3 separate regions of the Homo sapiens genome follow, and all the other regions are linked to region 3. A link is a contact called in ENCODE Hi-C or POLR2A ChIA-PET data. All regions are on one chromosome and are shown on one strand. The core of a region is the stretch at or near the end of the contact, and the rest is flanking DNA. Distances in the headings are between cores, read along the strand shown.

Region 1 (2,700 bases), core at 48-2,547, 160 kb after region 3:
TCTTTTCTCTGGGAAGCTCATGTTTCGAATGTAACTGAGATGCAGAAAAGATTTCACAGGCTCAGCTCTGAAATATTCAGGGTACAAGCAATAGAAATTTTAGTAAAAAACATAAAATACAACCCAAAGCCATTGCTTGGATTTTACCTGATGGTTCCGGGGATCCTGTGCAACACAGCTGATATGGGAAGGAGACCACAGGTGGATTTGTGTCTTCAAACTTTTATTTGCAAAATTGATCTAAAGTAATGTAATTACAGTGCCTTTCTCAGCAACTAAGATATTTAATTAGGATAACCAATCATCTTTTTGCCCAGAACTGAGGGGATTCTCATGAACATGGGGCTTTTAGTGCTAAAACCAGGAACGTCTCAGGCAAACTGGGAGGGGATGTCACCTAAATGTAATGCTGAGTTACATAGCACAAATGATATTTTGTGTTTTTGGAGGATTTTTAAAACCCAGGTAAATGTTTCATGAGGAGGTGTTATTGAGGATATCTTGTCGATGACCCTATTAATGCATGAATTTAATGTGGTGTTTGGTTAAGAAAGGTAGATTTCGTTCATTCAACCCTATGTACTGAATTCCTGCTATTTTCTAGTACTCTTCTAAATGTCAGAGAGTTGTCACAGAAGTGAACAAAACAAAGTATCTGTTCTAATGGAGCTTAAATCCTAGTAAGGTGGACAATCAACAAATAATAAAAATAATCTTTGGGTGACAATCACTGCTATGGAGAAAAACAAAGCAGGATATGGAGTGATGAAGATATTCAAGGCTTTCATTTTAGAGCTTAAAGGATCGATTGCGGGGTTGGCTGTTGTGAAAACCAGCAGTTAGAGGGAAAGAAGGAAAACAGCATATATCAATGGGGCTTAGTTGCAGGAAGCAAAAACCACGCCAGCTATTTTAAGCAGAAAGTCATTGTCTAGAGAGAAGCAGGTGTTTACAACGTCGTTGGGAAGGCTGGAGGAGCCGGCTTGCGGGTGCTTCCACATCTGCCACCACCGTAAAGGGAGGAAATCAGGAGCCTGTCACTGGGAATAGTGACTCCGAAGACACATTGTTTTAGCTGAAATCTGTTCATTAGAAAGTTCTGTCACCACCACTTTAATGTCTCTCGACACCCATGCAATCAGTGGCTGAACTTTGAGACATGGCTTCAGAAAGCCCCGGTGTTACCACAATCATGCTTGCCAGTGTTTACAGCCAATCAGTAGGAAGTGGCTTCTGCCTCCATTCTGACTTCCAAATCTCTTGCAAATGCATATAATTGGTTGAACCTAATTCACAGTTAGAACCCCAGCTGCAAGTGAGACTGGAAAAATGGCTCTCAGAGTTCCCGCCTCTGCAGTAGAGGAAGACACTCCAGAAGGAGTTGAGAATGGGTGCTGAGTGCCTCTTCAGGATGTCTGTCACACCTCAGGAAACCTGCCAGGAATACCAAAGGGAGTGAAAAATCCAAGGTAAGAATATCCAGAGAATGAAATCTGCATCCCATACCTTCCAGAGTAGTTGGGAAAGCAACATATGTAGTGGGAAGAGAATACGTTTTTTGAAATCAGATAAACCTGGGTTCAGTCTGCTCTTATTTGCTGACGACTTTGGGCACATCTCTTTGTATCTATGAGAAAAAGTTTCTCAACATATAAAATGGGGGTATTGACACCTTACTTGCAAGGTGAGAATTAGATAAGATAATGTAAAGTATGAAGTACATTGCAAGCACTCAGTTATATCAGCCACACCATCTGCATATAAAATAGCTAAGATCCATATTTTGGAGCACTGATTCCAAAGTACCCATCTTCTCCCAGACTTCCATGAATTCAAGATTTGACCACTGAGGCTGTCAGAGCTCAGACATGTGACCCCAGTTTCTATATAGCTAAAATTAGTCTTTCCTTCTCTGAGCTATCCCTTTTTTGAGCAAGCCTCATTCTGTTGTCAAGTGGCATAAAAGGAGCTGAGAATTTATTCCTTTCTGGTAGAAGTTGAAGGGGATATAAACCTGCTGGCAGTTAATTCAATTTGATTTTTGTTTTTTAAGACAGGGTCTTGTTCTGTCACCCAGGCTGGAGTGCAGGCTCACTGCAACCTCTGCCTCCTGGGCTCAAGCCATCCTCCCACCTCAGCCTCCTGAGTAGTAGCTGGGAATACAGGTGCATGCCACCATGCCCAGCTAATTTTTTTGTATGTTTTTTGTAGAGACAGAGTTTCACCATGTTGCCCAGGCTTATCTCAAACTCCCGAGCTCAAGTGATCCACCCGCCTCAGCCTCACAAAGTGCTGGGATTATAGGTGTGAGCCACCGTGGCTGGCCAATTTTGTTTTTTAAACAACATAGATTCAAACAAACTTTTTAAGCTTTATAAAGCCACCCAGTAGAATTACATTAACTTTTGATTATTGAAGTGATTCTAATTTGCTTCATTCTGGCCGTTGATACAGTTTCCCTTGTGGACCAGTTTGCATTATAATTCCCACTAGATCCTGGGATTCATGACATTTTGACTCAGCAATTTTGAAATTGGGAATATTTCAACATATTCATAAAACAGAGCCACAAACGTTAAGCTTTTGTGCTTTCTTGGTATCTTTCTACCCTATGCTAGAATCTCACACTCAGGACAGGATGAGGGAGCTTACATGGCAGGTGCTTTGTCAGAACCTAACCTGTGCCAGGCATGAGGGCAG
Region 2 (2,700 bases), core at 126-2,625, 220 kb after region 3:
CTAGGGTGACTGACAGAGGGATGGATGATATGAAAAGGCAGCTGTTCTCCTCCCGACCTAACCCCAATTCTTACTCCATGGGTTCATGACAGCCCATTCTGCTGGAGACTGTGTCTTAAAACTTTCTCCCCTAGTTTCTCTCAAGTACCCCTCGTGAGCTGTGATTTCACTGGGCTTTCAACTCTTAGGCCATTTTCTTTGTGCCTTTCTATCAAAGCTTTATATCAACTCAAACCATGTCTATAGTAGTTTTCCATTTTCCTTTTTTTCTTTTTTAATGATTGTAATTTTTTCAAATGGATTATGTATTTTTATATCTTTTTTCTTTTGAATTTACTTCTTTTTTAAGAGCCATTTTTTGTTTGGAGCAAAATTGAGCAGAAAGTCCGGGGAGTTCCTCGCTGCTCCCACACACACAGCCTCCCCGCTGTCGATATCTGGCACCGGAGGGGTCTGACCCTTACAAGTGAGGAGCCTATGTTGATGCACCATTATCACCCAAAGCTCATAGTTTACACGAGGGCCCACTCTTGCTGTGGAACCACGTTCCTTTTCCCCACGTGTTTTTGCATCCCTTTTCTTTTTTCTACCTTCCCAAACCCTGTGATGTTCGGAAGAGCTATGATCCCTATTCTATAGAGAGGACACTCAAGGAAGCAGCTGATAAGTAGAACCAGGACTCAAACCCAGATCTCATAACTCTAAATCCAGCAGTGGTAGTTTTTTCTCTTTAATACAATTATGACACTCCCTTTTGAACTTGTGATATATACCTGCCGCTAACACACACACACACACACACACACACACACACACACACACACACACCTTGAGAGGCTGTTGCCAATTGTTCTTTAGGCATCACACACAGCCCCGGCACACAGCAGGGGCTTAATAGATATTCCTTACATCGAAGTTGAAAGTCTTGTCTCAACATTCTGCTCTCACACACTCGCCTACAAACTCATCAAATAATAGAGCATCGATTCTCATTCTCTCCCTCTCCCTTCCTTTTAAATCTCCTGGGGCTTAGAATCCATAATTTGTGGAATTCCCGCATTCCCACAGGTGTCCTGGGAGGTGGGCAGGGCCAACACTTCAGCAGCTTCTGCAACGCAGCAGACTCCTGGGCCTGATGTGCTAGCTGCCCATTTGCTATGGGCCTTCGCTCCCCAGAAGCACCTCTCTGGGTATGGGGCAAACACCCCTCATTGCTGCAATGCAGCCTCTGCTGGAGTGAAACAGGATGCTTGATTTCTATTGCGTCAGTAGCAACACTGCCCAGAGGTCTAAGAGAGGAAGTCAGAGCAAAGCCCATCAAAGCCCACCCAGAACAGCAGGGAAATTCCAAGTCATCGGTTTCTAGTTCTCCCCATGCGTGTGGTGGCCCTGCTTTGTGGTGAGCCTCCAGGACTGTCCTGCTGTGCCTCTGAAGCACCTGCTCACAGAAGGGTGACCCATTGAGGCATGCAGTGGGTTGATACAAATGTCAACTCCAGCCCCTGTCATCAGCTAAAGGTCAGCAAATGAGTTCTCTGGCATTTGGGGTCTGCAGGAGCAAGTGAGTACTGTGAACACCTGCAGTGTGGAGACCACGTCCATCTAATTGGCGTCTATGGGGCCCAGTGCCAGGCTGGGCCCAAGTGTCGATTCAGGAAGGGTGTCTCAGGATGCAGAAGCCGCCTGATGCGTGCAGAGGTGGATAGGCCTTCAGCCTGCTCTCCTCCTCTGTCCTGCAGACCGGGTGAGTTATGTTAGCCTCTGCTTTCCCTTCCTGTCCTGAGCACAGCAATCGGGACAACCACACATCCTCTGAGAGATGATAAAAATAATGAGACCAAGAAGACTGCACCCAAATCGATGTTTTGTCTTTGCGCAGACCCCATAGTGTGTCTTGTGCTGCAGAGGGAAGCACCTGGCATCTTGGGGCCTCTTCTCTGCCCCCTCCCCACTTTGGGGAGGGGTTTTGTCGGGGGCAGCCTCCATCCTTTGGAATCCTGTCTGTGCTCTGATTCTCCCTGATGGTCTTTATAGCTTTGCATTATTTTGCTTTCAGAGAACAGAGAAATGTGAATAAGAACAGAAACATGGCACCGGTGTCCTCAGCTTCTTCCCCACCTTCACAGAACTGCTGCTGCAAACTAGTAGTTTTGAGAAATGATGAAAAACCTGTGGTTTTCCCCAAATTCCAAGAATCAGAGGCAGATTCTAGGAGGGTGAAGATGGTGTGGGCTCAAAAATGGTCATGCGGCACATCTTCTGAGGAGATATGCTGCCCATTAAAAGGGCAAAACAGGAGTTGGTGTGTGGGCAGTTCCCGCATCACACATAAAGGCTTCACCAGTGAGGCTCAGCCCAGGAACTGCCTGCCCTTGAGGCTGGGGGCTCACAAAGAAAGCTTTCCCCCAGCTTCTGATGTCCATGAAGAGCAGAGAGCATGCTGGTGGTGATTCATAACCCCCTGAAATGTATCCTCAGTTTGCCAGAGAAAAATTTCTAGGACCCACCTAATAAGTTCATTCATTGGTTCCCAGACTCGGCAGGTTTTACCAGATCCCTCACGACTGGTCCCAGCTTCTCTCCCAGCACATTACTTGAAGGTACACAAATAGTCCACTGTGCTTTGTTTCCTCTGTTTCTTCCAATTCTCTCTTCTGCTTGACCAGCTTGTACTTGAAGATCTAGGTTTTGGGAGATTCC
Region 3 (2,700 bases), core at 165-2,664:
GCTGGTGTGCAGTGGCACAGTTTCAGCTCACTGCAACCTCTGCCTCTCAGGCTTAAGCGATTCTTCTGCCTTATTCTCCCGAGTAGCTGGGACTACAGGTGCGTGCCACCACGCCCAGGTAATTTTTGTATTTTTAGTAGAGACGGGGTTTCACCATGTTGGCCAGGATGGTCTTGAACTCTTGACCTTGTGATCCGCCCGGCTCGGCCTCCCAAAGTGCTGGGATTACAGGTATGAGCAATCGTGCACGGCCATAATTTTTTTGGTTTTCTTTTCTTTTCTAGAAAGAAACAGGGAGGAAGGAAGGAAGGAAGAGAGGAAGGATCTGAAGTAAATATGATAAAACTTTGTCGTAGATACCAAGGTGTTTAAAAATTGCTCTATGTGTTTTTCTTTATACTTATTTCAAACCAAAAAATTATTTCATCTTTGTAAACAATGAGGAAAATACACATAAGTTTTATAAAATGCAACACTCTCATCCAAAGAAGACTAATTTTAACATTTTGATGTATATGAGTCCAGACTGTGCCATACGTTCATTTGCCTACAAGTCCTAATATATAATATGCGTTGGTGCTTTTTGTTGTTGTTTTTTTTGGGGGGATAGTTTTTGAAGAAGCCAAAAATTTTTTAAAAAGTTCTATTTATAAGGTAGATGACTCTGAGGTTTGTTCTTTCTCTGAGTCTGCGTCGGCTCGCCTTCCTTGATTCTACGACGTTTTGTCACAGTTCCACAGTCCCGTTTGTAGATCGTGTGGGTTATTCTTCACCCCACTCTGTCCACTTGGGGGCTATCTCAGTCCATTTCAGATCTGAGACTGGACGGAGGCCGACACCCGTTTCCAAGCCAAGTCTTCCTGTGCGGCCGACATTCATCAGATCACCCTCCCTCTGTGAAACGAGGTCTCCTAACGGCACCCCCTGACTTTTTTTCGACACCCTCATACATTTGGCCCTCGGTATCCACAGTGTTCCCCACCGATGGATTCAATCAACCAGGAATCGAAAATATCCTTTAATAAATTGCATCTGTACTGAACACGTACAGACTTTTCCTTACCATTATTCCCTAAACAACACAGTATAACAATTATTTACATTGCATTAGGTATTAGAAATAATCCAGAGAAGATTTAAAGTACACGGAGGATGTGCGTAGGCGATATGCAAATATTACGCCATTTTATATCAGGGACTTGAGCATTCCGGATTTGGTATCAGCACAGGTCCTGGAACCAATTCCCCAAGGATGTGGAAGGAGGACTGTATCATTCAGGAAAAAGTACAATCCTCTGCGGTGCTGCCCCCAGCTCCCCGCCTTCACCACTGCGCCTGCGCCTCCGAGAACGGACTACAACTCCCAGGATGCACCGCGCCCGCCACCGCCCTGGCAGCCCGACTTCCTGCTGGAGGTTTCCTGTGGCTTGGGGCTCCGCCCGGTATGGGGAAAGTTTAAGGCGGAAGAGCCCTCGTTTGTCGGCTGCTTGGGAAGGTATTGGGAACAGCTTATGTTTTTCTTTCACAAAAAAGCAGCAGGCACCACAGAGAGAGACGGCTGTCTAGTTTTTTGTTGGGCACAGATCTTGCTTCTCTGAACCGGGAGAGAGGTGTTTGCCCCTCGCTGCGGGGGCCCAGCACAGGTGGTTCCTGCTGGCTGTTGTCCTTGGTCACATCGTCCTTGGAGTTGTAGGAATCCCTCCCAGACTGTGGGATAGGCTGACAATCTTGGATATTATTGTAGTGGTGAATGTTTTCTCTTTAAGGGATTTCAGTGGGAAATTTAGAGGAACGTAGAGGAGGCTGTTGGGTATTTTACCCTGCGTGCTTCCTTTAGAGATTGTTCTGAGCTGTGTACTTTGTAATCCTTGGGCCCGGGATTCTTATCATGTTCTTTTCACTGGTTTTGGTTAATGTGTTTGTTCTGAAGACAGTAGCCTGGGGGAATGAGACATCTCCTTAAGGCGCCGCTTGACTGACAGACACCCTTAATGTATGTAATTCATGGAAAACTACAGTCCCCACCTCACCCCCCTAAAAAAGCAAAACATCTGAGTTAGGGGGTGTGTCAGATTGAAATGGTTGAAGAGTGAATGGTGGCTGGAAGGTGAGCAGTTAGAAGTGATTGCAAATTCCTTTCCAGTATATTGTCAAGAAGGATAGGATGGTGGCCTGACACCCAGCTCTGCTATTTATTCTGTTATCTCTTACAGGTTAGTCTCCCTCTTTGAGTCTTAGTTTCTTGTCTGTAAAATAAGGGTGATATTACCGGTCCTCCCTGCTTGTCAGTTTTTGTGAAGGCAGTTCAAAATAAAGTATGTCAACATAGTTCCTAAACCCCACAGTCTCCCAAAAGTGAGTGAGTTGGTAATCAGTAGAGTGTCCAGTGTAATACAAGGCCAGGGCCGCTAGAAATGCCGTTCAAAGCAGACCGCATCTACAAAATACCTTCACAGTAACAGCTAGATTAGTGTTTGATTAAATAATTTAATTAAATAATAATAATTAATAATAGCCTAGCCAAGTTGACACATAAAACTAACCCTCATACCCCAGAAAGTCTTTGCTCAAATATTATGTTTTCCTAACATTTAAAATTGCAGTCCTACACACGTGTACATCTTCCCTAATATTCTCTCTTCCCGTTCCCCTAGCCTGCTTTCCTTTAGCATTTATTATCTTTGAGCCATCCCTGTATTT

The links. A loop is a pair of places that touch in the nucleus more often than their neighbours do. ChIA-PET counts read pairs that join two places held with the same protein, here RNA polymerase II (POLR2A). Pooled maps may share reads with other maps.
Region 1: a loop to region 3 is called in a map of PC-9, with 11 times the contacts of the local background. The contact joins the promoter of LINC02362 here to the promoter of LINC02427 in region 3. A Hi-C loop is called at or near these places in 42 of 168 maps with a recorded cell type or tissue (A673, B cell, Calu3 and 27 more), 36 of 37 single-sample maps with no recorded cell type and 40 of 50 pooled maps. POLR2A ChIA-PET finds 5 or more read pairs at or near these places in 7 of 52 experiments (AG04450, CD4-positive, alpha-beta T cell, GM12878 and 4 more).
Region 2: a map of B cell shows a loop between it and region 3 (9-fold over the local background). The contact joins the promoter of MYL12BP2 here to the promoter of LINC02427 in region 3. A Hi-C loop is called at or near these places in 9 of 168 maps with a recorded cell type or tissue (B cell, CD4-positive, alpha-beta T cell, CD4-positive, alpha-beta memory T cell and 6 more), 35 of 37 single-sample maps with no recorded cell type and 18 of 50 pooled maps. POLR2A ChIA-PET finds 5 or more read pairs at or near these places in 8 of 52 experiments (B cell, GM12878, OCI-LY7 and 5 more).

Annotation. Positions count from the first base shown.
Region 1 is chr4:184,380,903-184,383,602 of GRCh38, reverse strand. LINC02362 (long intergenic non-protein coding RNA 2362) reads left to right here and starts at 1,297. Exons shown (of 6, transcript NR_125934.1): 1 at 1,297-1,469. RefSeq lists enhancers at 1-525, 999-1,088.
Region 2 is chr4:184,313,004-184,315,703 of GRCh38, reverse strand. It overlaps MYL12BP2 (MYL12B pseudogene 2), which reads left to right and starts at 1,375. Exons shown (of 3, transcript XM_047416561.1): 1 at 1,375-1,399; 2 at 1,556-1,744. The coding sequence starts at 1,375. RefSeq lists enhancers at 905-1,064, 1,195-1,464, 1,383-1,884.
Region 3 is chr4:184,536,297-184,538,996 of GRCh38, reverse strand. It overlaps LINC02427 (long intergenic non-protein coding RNA 2427), which reads left to right and starts at 1,414. Exons shown (of 3, transcript NR_147158.1): 1 at 1,414-1,495. RefSeq lists enhancers at 1,074-1,403, 1,474-1,683.